Regions from separate parts of the Mus musculus genome. Here region 1 is linked to region 2. A link is a loop called in an ENCODE intact Hi-C map of the cell type or tissue named here. Cell type or tissue: left cerebral cortex. All regions are shown on one strand. Links, peaks and the distances in the headings refer to the core of each region. The heading gives the core; the rest is flanking DNA. Region 1 has its middle 19 kb from the start of Ceacam15. Region 2 overlaps Gm29443 (predicted gene 29443).

Region 1 (15,529 bases), core at 6,777-9,276, 67 kb after region 2:
GGTTTATTGGAACCACAGGAGAACAGAGATTAGAAGAGAGAAAGTCAAGGGCTAGGGTCTGGAGAGGAAGAGCCAGGGAAGGCTGCACCCCCTCCAAGGACTGTGAGAGTCAGCATGGATCTCAGAGCAGTGAGTGGTGAGTCACACAGAGTCCCAAGGAGAGAGTTCATATAGGGGAAGTGACAGATTCAGGGGCAACCAGAGGATGGAGGCCATGTTGCTTCCTTCATCTAGTAAGATGAACACCGAGCTCCCAGGCTAGTTCAGTGCACACCTGTTCAGGACACAGGGCTCCATCTTTCCACCCAAGACTAACATTTGATGATTTTCTCATTTCTAGTCATGTGTTCAGCCTGTTGGATTCTTTTTTTTTTTTTAAGATTTATTTATTGATTATATGTAAGTACACTGTAGCTGTCTTCAGACACTCCAGAAGAGGGAGTCAGATCTTGTTACGGATGGTTGTGAGCCACCATGTGGTTGCTGGGATTTGAACTCCTGACCTTCGGAAGAGCAGTCGGGTGCTCTTACCCACTGAGCTATCTCACCAGCCCGTGGATTCTTTTTACTTCTGTAGAATTGCCACCAATCAGTGTCTCCCACATTGTTGAGGAGGTAATATTTCCTCTGTGTCCCTAATCCCCCAGAGAATTCTCAAGTTTTGTCCTGGTACAAAGGGGTCACTGCAGGCATCTGCCACAAACATGGGTGATTTGTAATTGCCATTGATTTCTGTAGGCTGGAGCCTAACCCCAGAGGTAGAGAGAACAGCATACTCCAGAAGATCCCCGTCACTATAGAACAGCACCCTAAACCACAATGGATTCCACACACTATGAAGTTTAGGTACTATGCTGAAAACAAGCTGATGCATATCAGTTCAGCCATGTGCACAGTAAGTGATTCTCCATGACATCTGGGTGCTGGATGAATTAATTCCAGTATATACACTCAATACAGTCATGCCTGACCTGTGTCTATCTCCTTCTGTATTGCATCCCCATATGGGTGTTTGAGCATTTAGTGCAGTACACACATGGCAGAGACAAACTGCTGAAGTGGAAATTTCAGGGTTTTTTTGGAGACTCAGTTGTGTCATGTAATATTTTTCTGGAAACTGTCTTATGAGAGAATGGTTTTTAATTTCTTTTTGCTGTTGTTGTTGTTATTTTTTGGTTTTTTGTTTGTTTTTGTTTTGTTTTTGTTTTTGTTTTTGAGACAGGGTTCCTCCGTGTAGCCCTGGCTGTCCTGGAACTCACTTTGTAGACCAGGCTAGGCTCGAACTCAGAAATTCACCTGCCTCTGCCTCCCAAGTGCTGGGATTAAAGTTGTGCCACCACGCCTGGCTGAGAGAATGTTTTTGCTGAAGCAGGCACATGGTGTATTTCTGGATGCTGCCTGGACTGAGGGCATGAGATTCTTTGCTAGAGTAGACACTGAGAGAACACATGATGTTTGGAAAGGGTATGAATATAACCCAACAGACAGTGGATGATGCTGTGTGGTATTGGTTCGCCTTGCCACTCTTTGCTGGTCATCTTTTGTAGTGACTTCATAGAAAGAAGCCACCAAAGAACTTCTGGTGATGTTCCAGTGGCTTCTTGCCAGTTCCTCAGACTTGGGCCAATTGGCAGAGCCTCGAGGTCTCTTCTGGGTTAAATAAACTCCCATTGCTCATTCATGAATGGTGTTTGCAAGTGAATCAAGCTACTGCTGCTGATGTGAACTGAGCTTCTGACATCCTAACAATGCAGACTGAATTCTACCGAAAGACTGTTTCTAAACAGGTTCACTTTCCCTTTACCCTACTAACCTTTCCTTTCCACTACCTCTGGTGGATAGTGGGCTAGAAGGGAGGTTAAAGCATTTAAAAACCATTATTAAAAGTAGGTTTTGAAAAATACAATCCTACAAACTGCAGTGGATTTCAACCGTTCACCCGACTCCACCCTGCAGGAGAAACTAAATCCAAGACCACCAGGTGGAGCCAGGGTCTGGCTGAGGAAGACGTGACATCCTCCAGGAAGCCCTGGCTGCACAGCTTGCTCCATGCTGGACCCCAGATGACCCTGGTTAGATTCTCTCCGAGGTGGGTATTGACTTCCTGTTAGAGCTTAGAGGAAACAAGGCTTTATTTGGTGCTGAAGTCTTCATAGGATGTGGAACCAGCTGTGTACTGCAAGGACAGCCACGTTTAGTGTGAGTCACCAAGACATTTCCTTCTGAGACTCAGCATGGAGATCATAGCTGGACAGGTGCCTAGGATCTTAAACAACTATCCTGGTGGGTGTATGAGATGTCACAGGTCATTCTGGTTTCCCAAGTGAAGGAACAGGAGACACAGGTCCTAGGGAATTCAGCCCGTTTTATTCTCTCAACTAAATGGCAGCTCCCAGATATGCCTGCAGTTTCCTCAATGTTCACCCGGGGGAGGATCAGGACACAATCAACACTCAGAAAAGTATTTGCCCGAGCTAGCAATTTACCTTGCAGCCTGGCTGCCATCCCTGTCTCAGATGACTAAGAGGCCCCTTCCACGAGTCTGTGTGACCTCCTGGCTTCTTCCTATACCTCAGCACAGTGATGTTCCCGGGACCTGTGCAGTTCCTTCTCTGCTGGCATCTTCCATGAGTAAAGACAGGGCGACCACAAGGGAATGGCTTCCTGGATAGGGGAGGGAGGGCATGGGCTGACTGCATGCCCAGCTCAGCCAACATGGGGAGTTAGAGTGCCTCCTAGAAACCTTCCGTAGTAAGATGGAGCCACAGTCCTCTTCCAGGAGTAAGTGTCCTCTTCTTTAAACCCTGAATGTAAAACCCAGACACATCGTGTCTCTAGCGGCATATGTATCAGAAGATGGCCTAGTCGGCCATCATTGGGAAGAGAGGCCCCTTGGTCTTACAAACTTTATATGCCTCAGTACAGGGAAACGCCAGGGCCAAGAAGTGGGAGTGGGTGGGTAGGAGAGTGGGGAGGGAGGGTCTGGGGGACTTTCTGGATAGCATTTGAAATGTAAATGAAGAAAATACCTAATTTTTAAAAAAAGCTGGGAGCAACAAACAAACAAGCAAACAAAAACAGAAGAAGTGTATTATAAAAAAAATTTTTTAAACCTAACATACCCAGAGTTATTTAAACCTGTTTGAGTTTTATGTCTGAGACTTTTCTGAATATTATGCAAATATTACTTTTTTATTAAAAAATGTTCAGCGTATAGTAGTAAAATATAATTATGAGAAAAACAAAAACAAAAAACAGCAGACACAGCCGTCCCTTGGACTCTGCCCTGGACCATAACCCTGACTGGTGACTCCAGTTATAACGGACCAGTCCAATTCTCAAGTTGCTCCATGCTTTGTGTCTGTCACCCTTCTGCTGGGAGTAAATGCCACCTTCCCATAGCATTGAGGACACAGATCAGTCTAGGGGTCCACATGGATCTCTGTGCCACCAGGGCACATGGGAAGGACAGGATGGTATGTGCCTGATCCAGATAAACAGAGAGAGAAAGAGAGAGAGAGAGAGAGAGAGAGAGAGAGAGAGAGAGAGAGAGAGAGAGAGAGAATATAAATATATACATATATTTAAACCAACCAGGGATACCAAACACTCTCATTAGCACCAAACTTGAGATGTTTATAAGTAGCCTGCAGATTCCCGTCGACCTGAGACACTCACCCATTTATCCCTCCATTGGATTTTAAGTCTTTGGCAGGCAGTCAACCTCCCCAAAGGATCAACCTAGCCCTGTACTCACAGTGATCTACGTCTAGTGGCCTGGAAGACAGCCTGACAGGGCAGCTGGGTGGTTCAATGAGGGGTGATTGGAACTGCAGAGGAAACTGCTTTTTGTTCCTGTTGGTATTTATTTATTATTTTTTAAAGGTTAGAAACTGAAGACACGGGGAGTCTGGAAGATTCAGTCAGTGACAGAATCTTCCCAAACACCATGACTGTGAGTGGAGATCTGAGGACAATGGGGGTGAGCCATGGAGACGTCTGAGGAGAGAGCTCCTCGCAGAGGAAATGACACACTGGGGGAACTGAGGACATGGAGGCCATCTTGCTTTTATCTACCAAGTAGGACAGGCCCCCCCTCACCAGTCCTGCTAGACTGAGAGACAAACATGCCTGCTTAGGACAGAGGCCCCCATCTTCCCATCTATTGTTGGCTTTCTCTCTCTTACATTGCAGCCCCACTTTTAATCTACTGGAGCATGCCTGCCACTGCATAGAACAGCAATGATGTAGTGTCCCGAAAGCTGCTATGGGAGAAAATGTTCTTTTCCTTGTTCATAATCTGCCAGAGAACCTTGGAGCCTTTCCCTGGTACAAGCCACCACTTCCAGCTAAGATCTTTGAATGATGCCACATGTCACAAGAAGGTTGGGGCGTTCATACAGAGGACACCAATGGGTCTTTGCTGGGTGACTAGAAGATCACTCAGGAGGAGCATGGATACTGCATTCTATGAACCTTCCATATGTGTTTTACAAATGAAAAAATATACATATGAATCTCCATGAACCCAGTGAGAGACTCTGTATCCTCTGGAGGTTGGTGGCACTGATACTACTGTATATACATGTGTCAAGAGTGGCCTGGGTCACCACTGGATTTGTCCTCACATGGTAGATTGGGGGCTTAGGGCAGGACAAGTATTGTGGAGATAAACTGCAATAGATCAGAATCCCTCACCTAACCTAGGGAGAGCAGGCATGTGCCAGACCGAGGATGTCAGCTGGTTTCATCATGAACATGGCTCTGAGTAAGATGCTGGGGGAGTCAGGCAGGGCATGGCTGAGGAAGGCACAGGATCCTCACAGCGAGGCAAGCACCAGGAAACCCTGGCCCAGACCTCTGTCCCAATCTCCTCTCAGATGGCTTTGGGAGCTTTTCTCCAGGGTTGAGGTGTGACTTCCTGCTGCTGCTGCCTGGGAGCATGGTTTACTGTTTGTCCAAGTCTCACAGACACAGGAACGAGTCAGTGCTCCACAGTAGTTAGCCAAGATCATCTGGACAGCTCCTTCTGAGTCTTGGCATGGAGATCAAAGCTGGACAGATACTCAGGACATGTTCTGCTGGGTTGTAAGATGTCACAGGAAGACATGGTCCTCAAGGAAAGGGATAAGGGAGAGATGTCCTCTTGTCAGGTGCTTCTCCTTAGAGGTCCAACCCAGGGGTTTCTCTGCTGATCTGAGAAGCTCTCTTGTTCCAAGGTCAAGTCAAAGGTCTCCTTACTGACATAGCAATGGTCATCTACCATGTGTTCTGTTTTATGGAAACAGATACATAAAAGACAATAGCCCAGGCTCAATCACAGAAGTTATGAATGGCAGATCCAAACAGAAGCTGTCTGTCTACAGCCTCAGCCATGACTCCTCTACCCCAAAGGCCTTATTAGGTGCCTGGGAAGCAGAGAGGGGCTGGTGAGATCTCTGAAGATGAACTACCGTAGGCTTTGATTTTTCAAAACCTACTTTAATTATGATTTTCTAACACTTCAACCTCCCTTTAGCCCACCACCCACCAGAGGTTGGAGAAAAAAAAAAAGGTTAATAGAAAACTGGGGTTGTGGACCTGCTTAGAAATCGCTCTTTGGTGTGATTCCAGTCTTGGTTGTCAGCATCCAGTCTACTAGCAAAACACCAAACATGAATCAGCAGCAGCAGTCCAGTCCATTCGACAAACACCAAACACGAAGCAGTAAGAGCAGCTTGATCCAGAAGAAACCTCGAGGCTCTATCAGTTGGCATCAGTCCGAAGAGGTGACAAGAAGCAGCTGGAATAACACCAGCAGTTCTTTGGTGCATTTCTTTCTATGACGTCATGACAAGCAAAGATCAAAGAAGAAAGCAAGGCGAACCAATGCAAGGGCAGTGTCCACTGCCTGCTGAGTTGTATTTATACCCTTTCCAGACATCAGGCATCCTCCCAAGCATCCACATGCTTATTATTCCATGCCCTTATTCCAGACAACCTCCAGAAAAACACCATGTGTCTGTTCTCAGCAAAACATCCTCTCAAGTGTCCTCACTTCAGTAAACCAACCGGTCAAAGACAGTTTCCAGAAAACTATCACACGACACAACTGAGTCTCCAACAAAACCAGAATTTCCCACTTCAAACTACTGTCTTTTGGTTCCCTCCTCTATCTCTTTACAGAGCCTGCAAACTACAGCCCTTCCTCCAAGTTACAGACACCACAGTCCATGAACAAGGCTCTGTGACTCTGATGTGAATGTCATTTGACACTGGAATCTCCATGCAATGTATCAGCAATAACTACAGTCTGGCTATCAATGAAAGGATGACAGTGCCTCACACAAAACAAACAAACAAAACCAAAAACAGGCTCAGTGTGGTAGTTTAAATAAAATGGCCCCCAATGGCCTACAGGAAGTAGCTCTATTAGGGAGTGTAGCCTTGTTGGAGTGTTGGAGTAGGTGTGTTCTTTTTTTTTTTAAACTTTATCTGCATTTATTTTATGCTGAATTTATCCCCGGGCCATGAGTTTTTGTTTCTTCAGTTTCTTCTGGGATATCTTTTTCTTCTGTGCAGCCTCCTCTTCTGGCTTTGGAACAATCTGTTCCTTCTCAGTGAGGATCATCTCAATGTGGCAGGGGGGGCTCATATATGGGTTAATCCGGCCATGAGCTCTGTAGGTTCGTCGGCGCATCTTAGCTGCCTTGTTCACCTGAATGTGTTCAATGACTAGAGAATCCACATCTAAACCCTTAAGTTCAGCATTTTTCTGCATTTTTAAGCACGTGCAGCAAAAATTCAGCACTCTTTTATGACCACTGTCCCTGTATCCAGCCCCATTGTTTGGCCTGGGTGCATCTACCAACTCTACCATTATACCGCCAGAATGGCACACATTGCTTCTTTAAAGTGACATCCTTCAGATACTTGGTGGCTTTGTGGATATGCAAACCCTTGATGGCCTGGGTAGTTTCCCACGTGTTCTTAAAGTGAACATGAAGGTTTGAACCTCTTGGTTTGCATGATTTTGTGGGGTTTTCTGGGTCAAGAGAGTAGGGAACCATCCTTACAGGTCACCTGTGGCCATTTACAGAGTGGGTGTGGTCTTGTTGGAGGAAGTGACACAATTCCACGGATCCACAATTCTTCAGATCAAGATGTAGAAAACTCTCAGCTCCTCCTCCAGCACTATGTCTGTCTACACGTCGCTGTGATGACAATGGACTGAATCTCTGAGCCTGTAAGCCAGTACCAACTAAATGTTTTCCTTTATAAGAGTTGCCTTGGTCATGGTATCTGTTCACAGCAATAGAACCCTAAGGCTCCAGTATAGACAGTGTCATGGGGGAGAATCAGTGGGAAGTCCCATCACTTTAGTTCCAAAAAGAGTCTCCTAGTCCTCCTACCTGTGATTAGTAAGCCACCCCCTGCATTGTGTGTGTGTGTGTGTGTGTGTGTGTGTGTGAGAGAGAGAGAGAGAGAGAGAGAGGGAGAGAGAGAGAGAGAGAGTTGTATGCAAAGTGGAGAAAAATTACTGTGAGAAAATGAACAACTAAGACACAAAGCCAGACAGCCAGTTTTCATAAATGCCTATTGACCCAGCAGAAAACCTGAAGCAAGAAAAAGCTGAGGACAGGACAAGCCAGGTTGCACAGTGACACTCTGTCTTAAAAGAACAAAACAAGGAGCCAGGAGTGGTGGTGCACACCTTTAGTCCAAGCACTTGGGAGGTAGAGGCAGATGGGTCTCTGTGAATTTGAGACTAGCCTGGTCCAGAGAGTTCCAGGACAGCTAGGGCTCTTACACAAAGAAATACTGTCTCAAAACAAAACAACACAAAACAAAACAAAAAGCATACCTGCTGTTCTTCCACCTACATGGTGGTTCATCACAGCTCTTAATTCCAGTTCCTGGGGGTCCAGCGCCCTCTTTTGGCCTCTTCTGGAGCTAGACACACACAGTAAAATACATGCTAGCAGAACATGCAAACGCATTAACTAAAAGTAATAAATAAAATAAAATAATATTTTTAAAAAGGTCATCAATATAGTAAACAGAATTTTGACGTAGTTAAGAGCACATAGGACCTGAATCAAACATATTGAACTCTCAGAATTCACGGGAACTGATTTCTGAGACCCTCAACTTTCTGTGAGCTGGACATGGTGGTGCACATCCTTTCTTCCCTGCACTTGGGTACAGAGGCATATGGATCTCTGTGAATCCCAGGTCGGTCAGGGCTACAGATTGAGACTCTACTTAAAAACAAATAAACAAAAAACGGTGAATTGTTTTGTATAGCTGAACATATCCTCTCACAAGTTGAATTGTTTTTGCTACCTGAACGCCAGTCGCCCATGAGAAGCTGGAATGATAGGCCATTGAAGTGGACATGTTTCACTGGGCCAAAATGTTAGCTTACAGACGATTCTAGTATGCTCTTCCCAGGGACGTAACAATGGCTTACATCATCATCTGCCCCCATTACCTGCCATTACCAGGTGACAGTGGCTTTTAAAAGGATTGCTCGCCATCCCAGTACTTTCTTTTTCTCTCTCCCTGTTCCCACATGTTCCCAGCCACTCTCTCTTTACCCCTTTCTGTCCTTCTCTGTCCCCCTTCTCTGCTCTCATGTCTCTGCTTCCATCTGTCTGCCCCATCCGTTCTCCAGGCCCTCACTCCTCCCTTCCCTTCCCAAAAAAAAAAAAAAAAAAAAAAAAAAAAAAACCTTCCTTTATACCAGGTCTGTTGCATGGTGTGATTTCTCGGGGGTTGCCTGGGCATGGGCCAGCCAGGTACCACCCCCCCTTCCAAAATATATTTCATAACACATAATATATTCTGAGCAGTCTGGTCTGAAGCTTGTTTTATCCACAGATGGAAAAATCTATGGCACACAAAAGCCCTGCTGGGTTGAATTTCTCTTCTAAGACCAGCTTTTACTGTGTCAGCTTGCACTAAATAACTGAGTTTTTTTTGTTGTTACTTTTCATTTGCTTAAGATTTATTTATTTTATGTATGTGAGTACACTGTTGCTGTCTTCAGACACACCAGAAGAGGGCATCAGATCCCATTACAGATGGTTGTGAGCCATCATGTGGTTGCTGGGAATTGAACTCAGAACCTCTGGAAGAGCAGGCAGTGCTCTTAACAGCTGAGCCATTTCACCCAATCCCAGATTTTGTTTTGTTGTTGTTGTTTCTTGAGACAGCATTTCTCTGTGTAGCTCTGGCTGATCTGGAACTCACAGAGATTCAACTGCCTCTGCCTCTCGTGCTGGGATTAAAGGTGTGAGTCACTATCACCTGGCAATTAACTGGGTTAGTTGGTTGTTTGGTTGTTTGGCTGGTGTCCAATATTTTAGAACACCCTATGGCGTCTTATGTCTGCTTCTCCCCTCGGGGTAGGTAGGCCCATTGCGCCCTGGGCTAGCCTGAATGGAAGGAAGCTTAGTCAGTCTGGGTCGGTGCATATATGGGGATTGGTTAGGAAAGGGGCATTTATGCCCCCTCCGGAGGTGGCCGGGGTCTCTGAGGCAAGGCTTGTGGAGCCATGTACCACGGCTAAGGCAGGGATGTTGAAAGATGCTCCATCTACATACTCAAGGGCTATAAGGTGGAGTGGGGAACCTTATAAGGTCAAACAAGGAGTGAAGACTGAGAACTATCAGTAATACATTCCAGCTAGGGTTAATGGGGGAGAGGGGACTTTATGGCGCCCAATCAGGAGGGGGAGGTATCCGGGACTGGAGCTTCCTCGACCCTTCCTAGGTAACTCTGGGCCATTTCAGTCCCACAATAGAAACATATCATTTCTCACATTAACCATTGTGAAGTTGGGGCGTGAAGTACAGTCATGTTATTGTGTGACCATCACCATTGTCCATTTCCAAACCTTGCTACTAAACCTGAGTGCTGATTTGGCTGTGCCTTTCCATGTGTGTTTCCATGAGTTCTCCAACTGCGCTGGCGTCGGCGTCTATCCATAGTTTGTCTGTGATCATCATTAAAAGACGGTTCACTTTTGTCAGATGTCTTGATTGATTCAGTTATGTGTTATGTACTGCATCAGTTTTGTGTCTTTTTGTGCCAATGTTAAATGTTAAAACCTGACAATAGATCTGCCTCGTTGCCTCAACCTTCATCTTGTAGCTCATGACTTTAACCTGACCTACTGTTTCTGCCCTAACTATGAGGTCATGTTATACTTTGTAACGGGGCCTTTTGGACTCTGGAGATTCCCTCTCCTCCCTGCCTCTACATCCAGCCAATCACCCTAAAGGTTACAAAGCACTGTTTTGTCTACATAGTCTAAATGTTGCAAAGACTGCAAATGCACCGTTCCTGGGTTTTCCCATATAAAAGCTGACCCTGACACCACCCCTGTCGTGGATGCTTGGTTTCCAGCTCCTGGCTGCGTCCTTGATTAATCAGTCTTTGAGTGTGTGTTCAATAAACATCGATATCTGACTAAGACTGATATCAGAATGGTTTGGGTAGCTAACCCTGAACCCCAATACTACTATCTCTGTCAGTTCTGGGCATGTAGGAATCTGTTTTACCGAAGTCACTCCAGTGTGCACATAGAAATTGAATTCTTAGTATTCTGAAGAATGGACAGTAAGGTCTCAAATTTCACTTCCATTGTTAGTAATATTGCTCTTTAACTTATAAACTTAATATAATTAGAGTTTCTCGATATCGTTGGTGATTTTTTGTTTGTTTGTTTTTGTTTTTGTTTTTGTTTTTAGAGACAGGGTTTCTCTGTGTAGCTCTGGCTGTCCTGGAACTCACTTTGTAGACCAGGCTGGCCTCGAACTCAGAAATCCGCCTGCCTCTGCCTCCCAAGTGCTGGGATTAAAGGCGTGCGCCACCACTGCCCGGCAATTTTTACCTTCTTTAACACCCAGATTCCTAACCAAACGTGGCTATAAGTATATCTTCTTCTGGGCAGGAGCGATGGTTCAGCTGTTAAAAGCACATCTGCTCTTATACAGGAATGGAGTTCACATTCCATTGCCTATGACAGGCAGTGTATAGACCTGTGTGAATCCAGTCCCAGGGACTCTGTCGCCTCAGACTTCTGTGGACACCTGCACTCACGTGTGCATACCCACAAAGAACACACTCACATACAACTAAAAAATAAAATAATAATAATAAAATAGCCAAGCCCTGGTGATGCATGCCTTTAGTCCCAGCACTTGAGATACAGAGGCAGACAGTTCTCTGTGAGTTCGAGACCAGCCTGGTCCACAGAGTAAGTTCCAGGATAGCCAGGGCTGAACAGAGAAACCCTGTCTCAAAAAACAAAAAAGCAAAACAAACAAACAAAACCAAATAAAATAGTAAATATAAATCTTATAAAGCAGTACTTCATGGCATTGTGGGTTTTTTTAGATTTATTTATTTTATGTGAGTACACTGTCGTTGTACAGGTGGTTGTGAGCCTTCATGCGGTTGCTGGGAATTGAATTTCTAGGACCTCTGCTCTCTGTGGTCAACCCTGCTCACTCTGGTCAACCTGCTCCCTCCGGTCAACTCTGCTCGCTCCCTGCTTGCTCTGGCCCAAAGATTTATTTGTTATTATTATATATAAGTACACTGTACCTGACTTCAGACGCACCAGAAGAGGGCATCAGATCTCATTATGGGTGGTTGTGAGCCACCATATGGTGGCTGGGATTTGAACTCATGACCCTTGGAAGAGCAGTCAGTGCTCTTACCCACTGAGCCATCTCACCAGCCCATGGCATTGTTTTAAAGAGTGAATGAAATAATCAAGTACATTTTGGAAGAATGCCACATGTGGAGGAAGACTTCAGATGGGCTGACATCGTTACTGTGAGAACCATTAGGCTTGGAGTCAAACAGCCACACCCTCCTCTTGAGTGAGTGAGTGCTCTACCTGCATGTACACTTGTGTGCCAGAAGAGGGCATCAGATCCCTTTGTTGTGAGCCACCATGTGGTTGCCACCAGGAAATGAACTCAGGACCTCCAGAAGAGTAGCCAGAGTTCTTAAGCGATGAGCCATCTCTCCAGCCCCCAACTATAGAAATCTTAGTTCATTGTTTTCAATACTCTATGCTTCCATATTTTCATCCTTATGGAAGAGGGATAAAAGGAGCTGTGTGTAAAAATTTAAATATAGAAGGTTACAACTCTAGAAATGAAAAACTCAACAAGTTGTTTAAAAGCCCACTCTACCAGGTACTTGCAGTGTATCTGAAGATGACCTTGAGCCCATCGGTGGTGGCACACGCCTTTAGTGCCAGCACTCAGGAGGCAGAGGCAGGTGGATCTCTGAGCTTGAAGCTAGCCTGGTCTACAGAGTGAGTCCCAGGACATCCAGGGATGAACAGAGAAACTCTGTCCCAAAACACCAATCAAACAGTCAACTAAAAAACGGAAAATGTCCTTGAACTTCTGATCCTCCTGCCTCTACCCCCCCTAGTGCTGGAATTACTGGCACGTGCCAGCACTGTGGTTGATGTAGTGCTGAGAATGGAACCCAGGAGATGCTAGACACGAGCTCTTCCAACCCAGCCATATCACTTGCTCTATGTACATTTTAACTGATGGTCCAGGCCCAGCTCAGCAAACTCGGGGATTCAAAGAATCTGAAACCCTTCATAGGGGGTATGTGCCATAGTCCTCTATCTAGGACACACAGGTCACCTCCCGAAAATCCAAATGTGAAATTCTTCACACACCACTTCTAGGTCTAATGTCCTGAATTAAGGCCCTGAATGGTGACACAAGTAGTGACGGCTCCATCCCTGTCCCCAGCATCACCCGGTGGGTCCCTTTTTAGCCTTCACAGACAACAGCCACCTTCTTGCTAGGAATGAATCCTACCCTTCCAGAGCTCTGAGAACACAGGGCAGACTGAGTACCTACATGACTCTCTGTGTCATCGGGACATAGAGAGAGAACAAGGCCTGTCAGACCCAAGGCCAGGACACAGTAGCGGGGAGTCTTGGGGTACACTGCTGTCCTCTCGGGGAATGGAGTTGTTTATCAGCCTTGTTGCTCACTGCATGGTGTGGAGGATTGAAACATAATGAGAGAAAAGCTGAGGGGACAGAGAAGTCTGATGGACACAGACCCACCTACAGCCTAGAGAGGCTCCTGCTCAGGAGGAGGCTGAGCGGACAGAAGAGGGGGTTCACAGAGTTGACATGAGAACTGGGTCCAAAGTCATCTCTGCAGAGGAAGGATGAGGGCAGGAATGGCCACGGAGGCCCCCTCTGAACCTTCACGCACAAGGCACACCTGCTTACAGGAGAGGAGACCACTCTGAAGTGGAAACTTCTGGTTTCTTTGGAGACTCTGTCATGTGATGTTTTTCTGGAAACTGTCTTATGAGAGGATGTTTTGCTAAAGCAGACATGTGGTGTTTTTCTGGAAGCTGCCTGGAAAAAGGACATGTGATGGTTGGCTAGAGCAGACACTTGAGAGAGCACGTGATGTTTGGAAAGGATATAAATACAGCCCAGCACACAGTGACGACATTGTGTGGTGTTGGTTTGCCTTCCACTCTACTGGACTTCGCTGATGTGTGGTTCATCTCGCCACGCTGCTGATTTGTTTGTTGTGACTTCATAGAGAAATGCATCAAAGAACTTCTGGTGGTGTTCCAGCTTCTTGCTGTTGCCTTAGACTCAAGCCCATTAGAAGAGCCTCTCGGTTTCTTCTGGGTCAAGCTACCACTGCTGATTTATGTGAGCTAAACTGCTGCTATCCTGACAACAAACATCGGAATCACCCCCAAAAAACTATTTCTAAGCAGGTCTACATCCCCCTTTGCCTTGCCTTTCCACTACCTCTGGTGGGTAGTGGACTAAAAGGGAGGTTAAAGCATTTAAGGATGCTTATCAAACTAGGTTCTGAAAAAATATACACCTACACCACTCCGTGATAGAAGGTGAAGGAGCTGAGCCACAACACTGGGTGGAGTCTCCTAAGAAAGATGAAACAGGAGGAGACTGAGAAGAGCAGACACTCAGCAGAGGGAGCGCTCCATATTCATGAATTACGGTGAGGGGGCAGGAAAGACCCATTGTTCCCCATTCAGTGACACTCAGGGGCATTGAGGGGACAGAGGCATATTGCTTTCCATCACCCTTACAATGGCTGCCACATTTTGCAGACTGATGTTTTCACAGTCACAGGGTGACTGTAAAAAGAGCAATACTTGCTGGCAATCTAGAGAACCTTCTTTCAACTCTCAGACCCCGAGCACGGGGTACGAGGAGAGCACCTACTCCTTCAAGTTGTCCTCTGACCTTCAGGTAGCTGCTGAGGCAAGATGCACCCACTCAAACACACAAAAGGGTGTAGGCCAGCACTCACCCATGCACACACTCACAGACCAGCCACAACATACACACACACCCAACTCAGCCACCATACATACATGCACACACACACACACACACACACACACACACACACTCAACCCAGCTATCACACACACATATCCAAACCAGCCACCACCCACACACATACACACACACAGAGAGAGAGAGAGAGAGAAAGACATACACACACACACTCAACCCAGCCACCACACACACACACACACACACTCAATCTAGCCACCATACACACACACCCTCAATCCAGCCGCCACACAGACACATACACATAGAGAGACAAAGACATAGACACACACACACACTCAACTCAGCTACCACACATTCATTCAGCCCAGCCACCACACACATGTGCAACACACACACTCAACAAAGCCACCACAGATATACATACACAGTGTGTGTGTGTGTGTGTGTGTGTGTATCATAAGTAAATCTAGAAAAAGCTTAAATCAACCTAGAGTATGAAGCACGCTTCATTAGCTTCAAACCTAAAAAGCTCTTAAATAAACCTTAGGCACCTAGGAGGCTGGCACACTCATTCACGCATGTTTTGTTCACTCATTTATTCACGTATCCATTCCTTCATGAGCAGGCATCTGGGTCCTTTTCAGACAGTGGTGAAGCTTCTGAAAGAGTCAGACCAGCTCCTGTCTCTCAAACTGTTCTCAGCCCTGGGTCTGGAAGACAGCTGGTGAGCACAGCTAGACAGTGCAGCCAGAGGCTGACCAGCAGCACAAAGAAATCAGAGTAAGAAAAGAGCTGAAGGTTTTGAGAGATGGTCCAGAGGTTAAGAGGATCCAGGTTCAACTCCCAGCATGAACATGGTAGCTCACAAACATCTGTAACTCACATTCCAAGGGACACAACATTCTCTTCTGACCGCCACAGGCATTCAGGCATGCATGCAGCGCACAGATATACATGCATGCAACATATGTACCAAATAAATAAATAAACTGAGAACATGAAGACCCAGGGACTAGAAGATGCGGTCACTCCCCTCAAACACTATGTGTGTGCACAGAGATTGGGGAGAGTGGGAGGGGATGAACCATGGTGACACCTGAGGAGAGAGCTCCACACAGAGGAAATGACCCACCCTGGGGCACCCAGGACATGGAGGTCATCTCGCTTTCCATCACCACTGAGCATGGTAGAGGG
Region 2 (15,529 bases), core at 4,706-7,205:
TAGATGCTTGGAGCTCCTCATCACCAAAAACCGTCCTCCATGACAGCAGGGCACCGAGGGGCCGGAGCTAGCTCAAATGAAGTAAGAAGGCCCTACTGTGATTCCATCAGATCGGCTCCTATCTGTTCTTTGGGGATCACGTACATTTCCCTGGCACTACAGCAGCACCTGGCCAGTAGCTGGTTCCAACGCATGCCATTTTCAATTATGAGATTTACCGGGGATTTTGAACCTGCACCAACCTTACCAGTTCTGTCTGGTGGCCCCACACCCCAGCACTTACATGGTGGCTTACAACCATCCCTAACTCCAATTCCAGGGAATCCAATACCCTCCTCTGGCCAGGACTGTACACGGTGCACATACGTACGTACATGCAAACAAAAGACGCATGCACTTAAATCCTTGACAGAAGAGAGATCTATGTTAGCTCATTCTGTGCAATGAGATGCTATTACAAAAAACAATGAAACATCGATGAATAAGTTAATGAATGAAGTTACTGTTCAAAGAGCAAGTTTGATATATCTTCCCAAGGGAGTTTTACAGAATGGGTGCTCCAACTGACTTCTTTCAAGGTAAGTGTCCGTGTAGGTGGGTGCCATGGCATGCCTGTAGATGCCAGAGGACAACTTGGAAGTCAATTGTTTCCTTGTTGAAGGGGTTCCAGGAATTGAACTCGGGTCCCTGGGCTTGTGTGGCTAGCACTTTCTCTAGATAAGCTCTCTTACTTGCCTCACTCATTGTTTTGTTTTAGGGTCTTGAGAAGAGTCTCAGAATGGACAGGCTTGAAGTCACTATGGAGCTGTACTTTGTACTTTGGTTGTCTCGACTCCGTCTCCCTCGTGCTGGGATTACAGGCATGTACCACCATGCTCAGCTCTAATTAATGTGCCCTTACAAAGTCATTGAAGACTTTTAGGGCTGGGGACCTAACTTTCTTGATAGAATGCTCGCCTACCATGCCTGAAGTCCTGGTGGGCCACACCTCTAATCTTGACCCTTAGGAGTTACTGGCAGGAAGGTCAAAAGTTCAAAGTCATTTTTCACTACGTATTGAGTTCCAGTCAGCCTGGGATACATGAGACCCTGTCGAGAACAAAAGGGGTGGGGGAGGGGAGGGAAGCAAGGGAGGGGGAAAGGGGAAATTTCACTTGCTCCAGAATTTCTCAAACACTTCCTATTGGCCATTTTCCCCTTTTTTTATTTTATGTGTTTGGGTGTTTTGCCTAATGTATGTCTGTGCACCTTGTATATGCCTGCTGTCTAGAGGGGCCAGAAGGGTGTGTTGGATCCTCTGGAACTAGAGCTGGCACAGGGGTACTGGGAATTGAACCCCAGGTTCTCTGGAAGACCAGTCAATGTTCCCAACCACTGAGCCATCTCTCCAGACCCCAAAGTCAACCTGAACAGTTTGCTACTTTGTTTGTTAGACAAGGTCTTTTGCTGGTCTGGAACTCTCACCAAGTAGACAGACTAGACCAGTAGCAGGCCAGTTTTCCATGGCTAATCTTGGTTGTAACCTCAATTGAGCAATGCCTTATCAGATTGACCTGTGGCCAAGTCTGCAGGGCATTATCTTGATTGCTAATTGATGTGGGAGGGCTCAGCCACTGCAGGTGGTGTCACTCCAGATGGGGTTGGGGGATGGGGGTGGAGACTAAGCTATATAAGGAACCTAGCCTTCTGGGAGCCTGGAAGCAACCCAGTAGGCAGCATTCTTCAAAGGTCTCTGCTTTAGTCCCTCTGTCCAGGCTCTAGCCTTGAGGCCCTCCTTGGCCTCCTTTTAACAGTTGACCTGTAAGCTGAATTACACCTTTCCTCCCCAACTTGCCTTTTTTTTTAAATTAGATATTTTCTTAGTTTACATTTCAAATATTATCCCCTTTCCTAGTTTCCTCTCTGAAAATCCCCTATTCCCCCCCCCTACTCCCCCTGCTCCCCAACCCACCCACTCCCACTTCCTGGCCCTGGCTTTCCCCTATACTGGGGCATAGAATCTTCCGCAAGACCAAGGGCCTCTCCTCCCATTGATGGCCGACTAGGCCATCCTCTGCTACATATGCAGCTAGAGACACGAGCTCCGGGGGTACTGGTTAGTTCATATTGTTGCTCCTCCTATAGGGCTGCAGACCCCTTCAGCTCCTTGGGTACTTTCTCTAGCTCCTCCATTGGGGGCCCTGTGTTCCATCCTATAGATGACTGTGAGCATCCACTTCTGTATTTGCCAGGTACTGGTATAGCCTCACAGGAGACAGCTATATCAGGCTCCTGTCAGCAAAATCTTAAAAATATGGAACGCTTCATGAATTTGCATGTCATCCTTGCTCAGGGGCCAGGCTAATCTCTATATCGTTCCAATTTTAGTATATGTGCTGCCGAAGCAGCACCCCAGCTTGCTTTTAGCTGGTGATTTTGTTGTTGTTTTTAGGATAGAAATTGGTACAGAGGATAGGCGTTGCTGCAGGCAGACCTGACCATGTGCTGTTTGTGCTTTAGAATGTTCTTCAGGAGAAAGGAGGAGGATTTTCAAGCTTTGGGCTGGAAAAGCCACCGCATGCTCAGAGCTCAGCGAGCTGTTGTGTGGACTTGGAAGATAATGCTGAGAGCAGTTCTTAAGCAGTAGGCCTGACTTGTAAAGTGCTAGCGGTGGGAATGGGAAGGTAGAGAGGGTCGGGATCCAAGTCTCTGTCATGACCATTTGTGTATAATGTATCTGAATTAGGAATCTGTCATTAGGACTGGGAGGTGGTGGCACACACCTTTAATCCCAGCAATAATGAGGCAGAGGTAGGCAGATCCATGAGTTCAAGGCCAGACTGGTCTACAAAGTGAGTTCCAGGACATCCAGGACTACACAGAAAAACCCTGTCTCAAAAGAATAGGTAGGTAGGTAGGTAGGTAGGTAGGTAGGTAGGTAGGTAGATAGATAGATAGATAGATAGATAGGTGTCCCAGAATGATGGACTTTCCAAGAACAGCTTCCTACCTTCCTTCCTTCCTTCCTTCCTTCCTTCCTCCCTCCCTCTCGCTCTCTCTTTCTTTTTAAAAAAATTAAAATTAAAATTTTATTTGTGTGTGTGTGTGTGTGTGCATGCATGTGTGTGCGTGTGCATATGCACATGAATACAGGTGCCTACAGAAGCCAGAAGAGGCTCTGAGAGCCCTTGAACCTAGAGTTGCAGGCCATTGTGAGCCACTCAGCCTGGTTTCCAGGAACCAAACTCTAGGCCCCTGGAAGAGCAACAAGCATTCTTAACCACTGAGCTCACCGACCACCACCACCACCACACCCCCCACCATCCTCTCTCTCTCTCTCTCTCTCTCCCTCTCTCTCTCTCTCTCTCTCTCTTCCTTTGAGACAGGGACTCCGTAGTGGCCTTGAACTCACAGGACTCCTCAGACTTAGAGCACTGCAGGCAAGAACCACCACACCTAGATTTTGGGGACTCAGGATAGCATTTTCATACTGGTCATGTTGAGCAGCCTTTCCCTTCCCTGCCCTATCTCCACCCATCTCCATATGTGCCGTTGGAATAACATCATCTCCGATGTGCTCTTCTGAATCTTTTGTCTCCTACTTGTAACCTTGGGCTTTTCTACCCTCACCCAGTTCCCGGATAATGACTTGGAGACTTGTGTTTTATAAATAAATGCCTAGGCCATAGACTTTGGCTTGTTTCCCAACTAGCTTGGAACTTATATTAAGTTTATACTATTCTATGTCTGCCACATGGCTGGTAACCTCAGTTTCATATGTCCAACTTCCAGAAGAGGACATCAGATCTTATTATAGACAGCTATGAGCTATCATGTAGTTTCTGGGAATTGAACTCAGGACCTCTAGAAGAGCAGCCAGTGATCTTAACCTCTGAGCCATTTCTCTAGTCCTGATATATATTTTTTTCATGTTTGCCTTTTGACTCCCAGGCTAGCATCTAACTCCGTGTATCACCTGTACCTTAGTTACTTTTCTGTTGCTGTGAAGAGGCACCATGACCAAGGCAGCTTAGAAAGGAAAGCATTTAACTGGGGGCTTGCATATAGTTACAGAGGATGAATCCACGGTCATCGTGGTGGGGAGCATGGCAGCTGACATGGAGGCATGGTGCTGGAGAGCAGTAGCTGAGCGCTTACACGCTGGGGCAACAACAGAGAGAGAGAGAGAGAGAGAGACAGAGACAGAGACAGAGACAGAGACAGAGACCTTTATATTTCTTTGCAAAGCTTTTGACCTTAGCTTGTTCCCCAACTAGCTCGTAACTTATATTAACCTGGTTATGCTATTCTATGTCTGTCACATGGCTAATACCTCTCCTCAGTTTCATACATCCAACTTCTGAGTCTGGGTGGTGAATTCCTGGGCTCTCTCTCTGGCTCTCTCTCTCTCTCTCTCTCTCTCTCTCTCTCTCTCTCTCTCTCTCTCCCCAGAGTTCCTCTCTCTCTGCCAGGTGTCCCATCTTACTATCCTGCCTTTTGCTATAGGCCATGGCTTTTTATTTGAACCAATCAGGAGGTGCCTTAGGTAGGTAAAGAAGGATAAACACACACCTTCACACAGTGTACAAAAGTATCATTCCAACACTTACTGATGAGCCATCTCTCCAGCCTCCGTTTGATTTCTTGAGACAAAGCATCCTATATCCCAGACTTGAGACAAAGTATCCTATATCCTAGACTTGAGACAAAGTATCCTATATCCCAGACTTGAGACAAAGTATCCTATATCCCAGACTGGCCTCATACTTGCTCTGTAATCAAGGAAGACCTTGAACTCTTTAGATCTTTTTGCCTTCAACCCCAGCATTCTGGAGGCAGGGGCAGGAGGATCATCACAAATTATAAAGTGTAGCCTGGTTTACTTAGTGAATATCAGGCCAGCCTGGTCAACATATCCAATGAGTCATATTAGCGGCATACAATTTACTTTTATTTTTTCATTTTTATAGTTTTTGGTTAGACAGTATCTCCAAGTACAAAGGCTGGCCTTGAACTTCTAACACTTTTGCCTCTGTGTAATCAGTGCTGGAATTATAGGTGTATATGGCTATGTTCTATTTCAAGCTCACAATTTATCATTAATGTATTTTATCATTAATTTATTTAGTTTTGAGACAGGGTCTCTCTACGCAGCCCTGGCTAGTCTGAAACTTGCTTGCTATGTATACCAGGCTGGCCTCAAGCTCAAAGGATGCCCATCTCTGCTTCTGGAGTGCTTAAAGTCCAGGGACTTAAAGGGATTAACGTCCTCTGTCACCCCCCTTGGCTATTCCTATTATTGTTGACATGGAGTCTCCGTATGTAGGTCCGGCTGGCTTTGAACTGAACCTGGAAATCCTCTTGCCTCCTATTGAACATTTGGTCACTTGGTTTGTTTCTGTGGTCCACCCCTGTAATCACAGCACATGGGAAGTTGAGGCAGCAGGATGAGGACACCAAGGGAGTCCTCCACAATAAACCTAGTTTTAGGCATTTCTCGAGTATATGGGAACATGTCTGAAAACAAAAACAAAACAAAACAAACTAAAGCCAAAACAACAACATTGCCAGCAGGGTGAGTGTTGTGGGGTGGGGCAGATTGCTGCCTGTCTGGTGGCCCGAGGCAGGGAGGTCACAGAAGGGCTGGGCTGGCTTATGAATAAGAAGGAAAGGGGCCCCTGTTTGTTTCTATTGCCATATAACATTTCACTGAATGAACATACCTTATCTTTTCACTTTATGCTTCACGTGGGAGTTTTTTAAAAAATACACCAGCCAGAGTTTATTGTAGGTTCCTCTGCTTTCCCCAGGGACAGAAGACAGGCTCGTGCCCAATGAACATAATCAACAGCTAACTCAAATGTACCCCTAGCTCAGAGCTATTAGCTGAAGCCGCACTCCTCATCGCCAAAGAATCCCCATCAGGACCAGCAGCAGCCTGTGGGAAGGATCCAAAATATCTGATGCCTAGACCCATTCCAGACTGTGGATTATCAACCCAGCCTGATAACCCAGCCTGTGGGTAGCCACATTCTCCCATAGGTGGCGCTGTTTCCCTGTTTTCTTTGTAATGACGTAGAGCAAACCTAAGACTTCATCTGTGTTGGGGAATGAAGGCTTTGCCACCGACCTCCATTGCTAGACCTGTTTTCCTTTGTATGGTTATTTTTACATCTTATTCTCTGATTTTAGTTTATGTTCCCTGAAGTAGAAAACCTAATTTCTTAATGTCTGTGTTTTTTTCCACGAGGATATAAAACCAGCAGAAGATGCTCAGGGTACCACCCAGCTTATGCCCTGCATCTCCCGTTCACAGTCTTTGCCCTACAGGAAGTCCCAGGTCACCTGCGATGAAGGTGTGGACGATTCTCCACTGCAGAGAATGGCAAGATCTCACTCTGGTATTGGTTTTGAGGGAAGGTTTAAAATGCACGGTGAGATAGAAGGACAGAGTATGGAGACACAAATCTACGAAGCAATTATGCTATGGATTGGTGGTGACGAAAGTAAGAAATGTGAGGGAAAAACATTGAACTATTTAATCTACCACTGCAGACTCTTGAGTAGGAGAATGGGCGACTTTCTGGAAACCTTTTATTATTATTATTTTTAGATTATTTTATTTTATGTGTTGTGAGTGGGGTCCGAAGAGGGTGCCAGATATCCTAAAACTGGAGTTAATGGATGTTTGTGAGCCATCATGTGGCTTACAATCACCTGAATTACAGCAAGAGGGGATCAAAGCCTTTGGCCTCCAGAGACATTGGTACTTATATGCAGGAGCTTGCACTCATGCGCGCGCGCGCGCACCACACACACACACACACACACACACACACACACACACACACACTGAAAAAAAATATTGTTTAAAAGTGAAGTTAGACTGAGTCCACGCCCCCTATATCTTGGGTCTCTTCCTCTGCCTCCTTTTTTGTAAATTCTTCTGTGGGCTTGGTGGTGTGCCCCTGGTGAGATGGGAAGACAATGGGACCCTTGGAGCTTGCTGGCCAAGTACCCTAACTTACTCAGTGAAGTTCTTAGCCAATGGGAGACGGTCTCAGAAAAAAAAAAGTCTTAGAAATATCCCCAGGTTGTCTCATGATCTTCATTCTTACCACACAGAAATACACACATTTACACACATAAAATAAATTAAAATATAATATAAATTTAAACTTCACTTTTGGGTGATCTTTATTATCTATTGTGGGGGTGGAGCGCCCACATACCATTGCATGTGAGTGAAAGTTAGGAGACAGTTTTTGAGCATTCTCTCCTTTCACTGTGTGGGTCCAGCACCTCCAACTATGTTCTCAGGATTACAGTGGGGTGGGGGGACGCCTTTATGACTGAGCCCAATAAACTTCACTTTTAGATGTGAAGTTGCTTAGTGATGTAGGCTGGGTTGCCCTGACAGTCCCTGAAGTTGACGTGCAGAACTAATTTATAATCCCATCTGTGAGTTGGGTCTTCACATTCCTGCAGCGCCCCCAGCTCCCGATTATGGTTAAGTGTAATTACCAAGCATGAACACTAGGGGGCAGCTCATCACCACGAGTGTTTCCGAAGACCTACCTGGACTTGACAGGTTAGTAAATTCCATCTGGCTCCCTGTAAAATCACAGGCGTGAGTGTTTGCATTTAGAGCTGGAAGTCAAGTTAGAGAAGAGCCTGTGAAACTTCAGTGTGGTTGCAGACCATTCAAGGTTAATTGGTTAATTGGTTTTAGTTTCAGTCTTTTGTTTTGGTTTTTTAGTAGTGTGTATGTGCCTTCAGGTGGGTACAGGTGGGTGGGTGGGTGTGTACATGAGCGCAGGTCAGAGGCGTTAGATCTGAGCAGAGATGGAGTACACTCTGTCTCTGTAAGGAAGTGGGTGCTCAGAATTATACTGAGGTCCTCTGCAAGAGTGGTCCAGGCTTCTAACCAATGAGCTATATCTTGGCCCCCAAAGGTTCTTGTTTAACAATAGATTCTAATTCTTCTGGTGGAGCCTGAAGACCTCCCGTCCCTCCCTCCCTCCCTTCTTCCCTCCCTCCCTCCTCTACAAGTTCCCCTGAGCAGAAGTGAGGGGCATCTATCCCCTTGGCTCCTAACATGCTGGACTGGAAAGGTGTAGCACTAGACCTGCACGATCTGGCTAATGTGCAAACCATGAGGTTAGTCATGCAGGAGTATTAGATGAGCCCTCACTGAAGAGTATTTAAAGCAAAGCAAAACAAAAAGTTGACCAGTGTTCTTTAAAAATGTTAATGTCGTGCAGGTATGGCGGTAGTAGCTGCATCCTGGCCCTTGGCTGGCAGGAGCTCAGAAATTCCAAGCTACCTAAGGAGACCCTGTCTCAGGCAAAACAAGAACAACATATCGAAGGAGGCAGGGTAACACAACCTATGGTCCCAGCACTCTTGAGAAGGAGGAAGAGGAGGAGGAGGAGGTAGAGGTGGAAGAGGAAGAAGAACCAAGGCCAGCCTGGGCTGTGTAGCAAACTTAAGGAGAGCCTTGGCTACATGATAAGATGGTCTAAGAAAGCAAAACAACAACAAAAGTCAAGACAAAAAACCTGGAGCCATTCTACATCCTACTTCCACAGATATGGGGACATTTTACTTGATTTTTCTGAAGCAAAACATGATGGTAAAGATGGTAAGTTTCAGATGAGGCACAGGCATCAGAGGCCCAAGTGCCTACCAGGTTAGGTCCTCCTCAATTTTTTGTTGTTGAGACAGGGTTTCCCTGTGTGGCCCTGGCTGTCCTGGAACTTGCTCTGTAGACCAGGCTGGTCTTGAACTCTCAGAGATCCTGCTGTCTCTGCCTCCTTAGTGCTGGGATCAAAGGCGTGCTCCACCACATCCTCCTCCTCCTCGCTTTTGAGCATTTTTTTTCTCATATGCTAAGCTGGAGGAAGTTCGACATTAGTTACACATGGCAGCCCTCCTATCTTGTTAGACATCATTAATCGAGTGTGGCCCAGGAGAGGTGTTTACAAGTGAACCAGACACTTGCAAGTCTTTAAAAAAAAAGTGTGTGTACTTTAGTTCCTTAGGTCTATGAAAATAGGACTGGAGGGTGGAGGCATTTAGTCTAGGCTCAGCCAGGTGTGGCTGATTCACTATAAAAGGGGCTGCCTGGCCCCTTCTCTCTCTTGCCTTCTTGCTCTAGTTCTGTCATCTTGCTCCTTACCCCTCTCTTCCCATTCTCCTCCCTCCTCCCTCCACATGCCTCCACAGCCTCCCCCACCCCTCTCTGCCTTTCTCTGTCTATATTCCCTCAACTCCCCTCCCCATGCCTTGAATAACCTCTATTCTATACTATACCGTTGTGTGGCTGGTCCCTCAGGGGGAAGGGATACCTCGGCATGAACCTGTAGAGGCACCCCTTCCACCACACCATACCTCCCCGCCACCAAACATATTCCTTCCCCTCCCTCCCTTATCTCCTTATAAAACACAATCGTGGGAAGCTGAGAAGGAGCAGGTGTGTAGAAAGGGTTTTTAGAGGAAAGGGCTGCACTGATGGGAGAGACTGGAGGTGTAAACAAAAATAGGAAAACCTAAATACCTATAAGACTCCATTTACTACCTCTAAATTGGTTTGTTTTGTGTACTTGACATAAAGTTCTACAAACACACACACACACACACACACACATACACACACACACACACACACAGAAATACACACATATAAAGGTCACAAATGGCCAGCCTATTTAGTAGAATTTTAAAAGATTCACAAAAGGTGTTATAGGGGCCGGAGAGAGCTGATTCTGTGGTTAAGAACGCTTTTATTATTGACAAAGACCAGGGTTCAGTTCCCAGCACCCACCCAGTGGCTCACAATCATCCACAACTCCAGATCTTGGGGCTTTGGCGCCCTCTTCTGGCCTCTGTAGGCACCAGGTACACACACACTTGGGCAAAGTACTCACAGAAAATAAAAATAAAGACATCCACCACAAAAAAAAATCTAAATTGGTAATTCACGATCATTAATGAGAGTTCTGAAAAACTACACATGGGTTCAAAGCATATTCTAAATACAATAAGAAATCTATTTTGAAATCTTTTTTTTTTTTTTTTTTTTTTTTTTTTTGATGCAGAACACTCAGCTTCCGGCGAGAGTTGGAGAGGAAGCGCTCTCAGACCATCACGGGTGTGCCTGGATGCAGGTGCAGTCTCCCATCCTGAACAGTTCTTAACCTGGGGATGAAGGACCGCCTACTTATTTATTGAAAGTACACATTCTTTTTTCAAAGATTTATTTATTATATGTAAGTACAGTGTAGCTGTCTTCAGATGCTCCAGAAGAGGGCATCAGATCTCATTATGGGTGGTTGTGAGCCACCATGTGGTTGCTGGAATTTGAACTCAGAACCTTCGGAAGACCAGTCAGGGCTCTTAGCCGCTGAGCCATCTCGCCAGCCCTATTTTGAAATCCTTTAGAGGCTATAATAAAAGCCAAGATCATTCTAGGAATAACTTTCTACTAAATTCTATGTCAAGGGGAAATAGCAGGTCCTGGTCCTGTTTTAAGGTAAAAGCAGAGGGGAAAAAGGATGTTCTGGGCTATATTCAAATTTCCCGTTTGTAACCAGGCATGGTGGTGCACACCTTTAGTCCCAGAAGAGGTAGGTAGATCTCTGTGAGTTCAAGACTAGCCTGGTCTCCATAGCAAATTCTAGGACAGCCAGAGATACATACAAAGAGGAAGACCCTGTCTCAAAAAAATGTTATTTTCTCCTTTGTAAAGGCTGTGTTCCTCTAAGAGGCCACACTCACCAGGATCATGCTTGGCTTTCTTTTTTCCGCCTTCACGCTTACACCCATGTGCAAACTGCCTTTATTCTATGAGCCAGTCCTAAGATTCATATTGAAGCCTTGAATCCCAGTTTGTCCCGAGCTTTGTGGAACTTCTCTGGCTGCTGAGGGTGTCAAGGGCGAACCGTGCCTCTGTCCCCACCAGGGCCACCATTCCAGAGTGCTCTTACTGAGATCGCTGTCTGATGGGTTTTCCTGCCTGTTCCTGCTGATCTCCCCTGCTCAGCACCACTTGCTGGTTACTTTGGGTTATTTAGCTTCTGTTTCTCCAGCCGCTTAATGCACGTCGATTGCCAATATAGCACCGAAACTAGAACTCCTCTACCGATGGTTCTCGACCTTCCGAATGCTGCGATCCCTTAATACTGTCCCTCACGGTGTGCTGACCCCCAACCATGACATTATGGCGGTTGCTACTTTATAAGTCTAATTTTGCCACGATTATGAAGTGTAACGTAAACAGCTGTGGTTTTCGATGGTGTTTGGGGGCCGTGACCCATAGGTTGAGAATGGCTGCGTAGACTCAGCCATACTCCTCCGTTCCTGGGTTTCAGTAACAGTGCATGGCTTTGAGAGGATGCCATCTCAAGACTTAATTCCACACACATCTGAAGCCAGTCTCTTGCCTCCAGAGAGCAGCCCAGGACTCGATGGGAACAACTTCCCTGATGGGGCCTGTTCGGGATAGCTGTGACCATCCGTCTGTGCAGACTTCCTCTAAACCTGGAGTCCCAGATCTTTGCTGCGTTTTTTTGCTTATCTACCATCTCTGACAATGTCTGTAAAATTAGCTATTTCTGGGATGTGTGGGAAGCCACATGTGCCATTGCAGAGTGGCACTGGCTACTGCTGGCCACCACGCATAAGTTTGGACAAACAACCAATGTGTACATATGCAGTAAAGTTTTTTGCAAAGACACTGCCTGGCCTTTGAGAGTATAACCAATCAGATGTGAGACATGCAAATGAGGTATGATAATGAGGCTCTGTGAGGTACCAGCGTCGTTCTTGCTGGTCGAGTTAGGCGCCGCAAGAGGGATGAGTGTGTGTGTGTGGGGGGGGGGGGGGCGGAGGAGTGGAACGCATCTGCTGACTTCTTCCCCTATGATGGCCTCAGGAAGAGAGAGTTCTAGAACCTCTGTAGCGAATATAGATTTAAACCCCGTGTACTCCTGTCTTATATGTGGCCAACAGAGTATTAAAAAGAAAGTTGAGAAAAACATTTCACCAATAAAGGGATCTCCCCCTCAGATACTTAGCCCTTGAACAAGAGTTACATAAACATATAAACACATATAAAGTTATTTATTTGTTTATTTATTTATTTACAGATAGGGTGTCTCTGGGTAGCCCTGGCTACCCTGGAACTCACACTGTAGATCAAGCTGGCATCAAACTTAGAGACCTGCCTGCCTCTGCTTCTCAAGCCACTGGGATTAACCACTACCCAGTTAAGGATTTTAAAAAATCATTACTGCCTCCTTAAAACAAATGAGCCAGGCAATCCCAGTACTTGGCAGAGGCAGGCAGATCTTTGTGAGTTCAAGGACAGCCTGGTCTATAGAGTAAGTTCCAGGGCAACGAGGGCTGCACAGAGAAACCCTGTCTTAAAAAGCAAAAGCAAAACAAACAAATTGACAGGCTTTTCAAGGTCCGTATCTTGACCAAACCTATGTGAGATACAGGTGGAGGGGCCGGAGAGATGGCTGAGCACCTTTAAATCCAGTTCCAGGGGATCGGATGTCTCCCAGTCTCCCATATTCACCAGGTACACACGTGGTGCCCACACATACATCAGGCAAAGTGCCTGTATATACAGGATTTAAAAGAAGAAGATACAACTCTAAGTATTTAAAAAAAACCTTTAAAATATTTATTTATTATATGTGTATGAATGTACACTATGTGAGTGTCTAGGAGTTACAAATGGTCGTGAATCATCCTGTGGGTGCTAGGAATTACTTAATCCTGGGTCCCCTACAAGAGCAACAAATGTTCTTAACCACTTAGCCATCTCTCCAGCCCACTAAATGTTTGTTTAAAGTGGTCACCTTATTTTAATTAATTAAGTAAGTAATTAATTATTTTACATCCCGACCAAAGTTTCCCCTCTGTCCTCTCCTCTCAGTCCTTCCCTCCCTAGCTGCTAACCCCCCTCTTCTCCCCCATCCACCCCTCCTCCCTTTCTCCTCAGAAAAGGGCAGGCCTCCCATGGCTGCCAACCAGCCTTGGTATATCAAGTTGCAGTGAGACTAGGAACATCTTCTCCTACTGAGGCTAAATGTGGCAACCCAGAAGTGGAGAGTGGGAGGGGGTGGGGGATCCCAAAGGCAGGCAACAGTCAGAGACAGCCCTGTCCCCTCCGTTAGGAGTCTGAGCAGAAGACCACACTGTGTATCCATTACATATGTGCCGAGGGCTTGAGTCAATCCCATGCATGCTCCCTGGTTGTTGGTTCAGTCTCTGTGAGCCCCTGTGGGCCCAGGTTAGTTGAGTCTGTGGGTTTTCTTGTGGTGTCCTCGACCCCTCTGTCTCCTTCAATCCTTCTTCCCCTTCTCCAGAAGGATTTCCCAGGCTCTGCCTGATGTTTGGCTGGGGTCTCTGCATCAGCTTCCATTAGCTGCTGGGTGAAGCCGCTCAGATGATAGTTTTGCTAAGCTCCTATCTGCAAGTATAGCAGAGTATCATTAACAGTGTCAGGGGTGGGTGCGCTCTCATGGCATGGGTCTCAAGCTGGACCACTCATTGGCTGGCTACTCCCTCTGTTCCTATTCCATCTTTAACCATGAACATCCTATAGGCAGGACAAATTATGGGTCTAGGGTTTTGTGTCTGGGTTGGTGTCCTACTCCCTCCATTGGAAGTCTTGCATGGTTACAGGAGGTGGCCGGTTCAATCCATGTTCCCCATTGCTAGGAGTCTTAGCTGGAGTCACCTTCATGGATTCCTGGGAGTTCCCATTACCTTAGGTTTCTAGCTCATCCCAGAGACACCCTAACACCACCAGGCAGAGGCAGGTAAATCTCTGAGTTCAAGGACAGCATGGTCTAGAGAGAAAGTTCCAAGGCAGCCAGGGCTGCCTCCCAAGTGCTGGGATCAAAGGTGTGAGCCTCCACTGCCTGACAGTGAATCATTTGTTATAAAAAGAAAGTGAGGGCTGGAGAGATGGCTCAGCGATTAAGAGCACTGACTGCTCTTCCACAGGTCCTGAGCTCAATTCTCAGCAACCACATGGTGGCTCACAGCCATCTGCAATGTGATCTGATGCCCTCTTCTGGTGTGTCTGAAGACAGCTACGGTGTACTCATCATATATGTGTGCGCATGTGTGTAATAAATCTTTTCAAAAACAAAAATCAAAAAAGAAAGTGAAAAGGAAAAGGAAGGATTCTGGACACTTGGATCCCCTCAAGGTTAAAAGATTTTAAGAGCCGAAGGTGGTTGATGACTGCTAAGAAACAGCCATCCGGACATGACTGGACTTAACCATGCATGAGCTCACAGAGACTGGGAGCATGTACAGGACCTGCGCAGGGTCAAACCAGACAAAATCCCAGTGTAGAGACGGGGAAGTGGACATCAACTGGGCTCTAACTAAGAAGCTGTTGGCAATTGACACCGTCTGTAAAAGGAAAACCAGTTCTCGCCAACGGACTTCACTGTGTGTATTTCCCACACTCTGGGCCAGGCCCTATGCCCAGGAATAGTTATCCATGTGTGTGGTTTTTTATTTTTTTTAAAGATTTATTTATTTTATGTATATGAGCATACTGTAGCTGTCTTCAGACATACCAGATCCCAATACAGATGGCTGTGAGCCACCATGTGGATGCTGGGAATTGAACTCAGGGCCTCTGGAAGAGCAGTTGGTGCTCTTAACTGCTGAGCCATCTCTCCGGCCCTTCTTTTCGTTTTTCTCTCTTTCTTTCTTCCTTCCTTCCTTCCTTTCTCTCTCTCTCTCTCTCTCTCTCTCTCTCTCTCTCTCTCTCTCTCCTTCCTTCCTTCCTTCCTTCCTTCCTTCCTTCCTTTTTTTTAATGACTCAGAGAGTTCCCATAGGAGTGTTTCTCTGACCACGCCTGACCAGTTCACATATATGGCGATCTTTCTCTAGAGAAAGGCAGACTCCCCTCCTTCTCCTGCTGTCAGGAGACCTCAGGCTTTCCTGGCTTGCCTGGTGACTGGTACCAGAAATCAACCTGACCCTGAATTTTAATTAGGCTTCATGCAATTTTATTACATACACACATGGGTATGTGCACACATTCAATCCTCATATAAAAGTAGATCAAACACTTTCATTAGTAACTAAACTGAGAATTTCGTAAATAAATCTATGGGCATTCAGGACCCTGAGCATGCCTTCATTCATTTATTCATTCACTCATTCACTCATTCACAGGTGTATAAGTCTTTCCCAGGCACATGATCTTTCCAAACAGCAGCCTAGTCCCTGTCCTCATAAAGCCATGGTTCTAGTGGACTGGTTGGCAGAGCAGCAAAGGCTTCTATAGCCAGAGATTGACTGCAAATACACAGGGGACAGAGAAGTAAACCGGGAAGGGGTGCTCCTGGTCTCTAGAGAAGGTGGTTAGGGAAAGCATCCCTCGCCCCGGACATATGGGGCAGAGACACCTGAGTCAAGAGCTTTCCAGGGACAGGACACAGCTTCCAGGGCGCTGTGGGAACACGGTTCATGTTGCTTTCCCACACCACGTAGGATGGCCACACCACC

Evidence for each region. Hi-C counts contacts between places; a loop is a spot of excess contacts. Peaks named below come from ENCODE experiments on the same cell type or tissue, not always from the same donor. Only the 100,000 strongest peaks of a DNase experiment are listed, where the experiment ranks them.
Region 1: a loop joins it to region 2, with 7 times the contacts of the local background. A loop is called at or near these places in 30 of 42 quality-filtered maps.

Annotation. Positions count from the first base shown.
Region 1 is chr7:16,687,321-16,702,849 of GRCm38, forward strand. It overlaps the pseudogene Gm8209. Among named protein-coding and RNA genes, the nearest start is that of Ceacam15, 19 kb to the left of the region's middle. In left cerebral cortex, for the core only: a CTCF peak has its summit at 7,927 (motif pointing left); a DNase peak (open chromatin) is centred at 7,911.
Region 2 is chr7:16,622,288-16,637,816 of GRCm38, forward strand. Gm29443 (predicted gene 29443) reads left to right here. Exons shown (of 3, transcript NR_136928.1): 2 at 758-860; 3 at 10,080-10,356. Gm24708 (a small nuclear RNA gene) reads right to left here and starts at 2,390; the gene lies at 2,288-2,390. In left cerebral cortex, for the core only: CTCF peaks have their summits at 6,008 and 6,208; a DNase peak (open chromatin) is centred at 6,026; H3K4me3 peaks cover 380 bases; H3K27ac peaks cover 334 bases.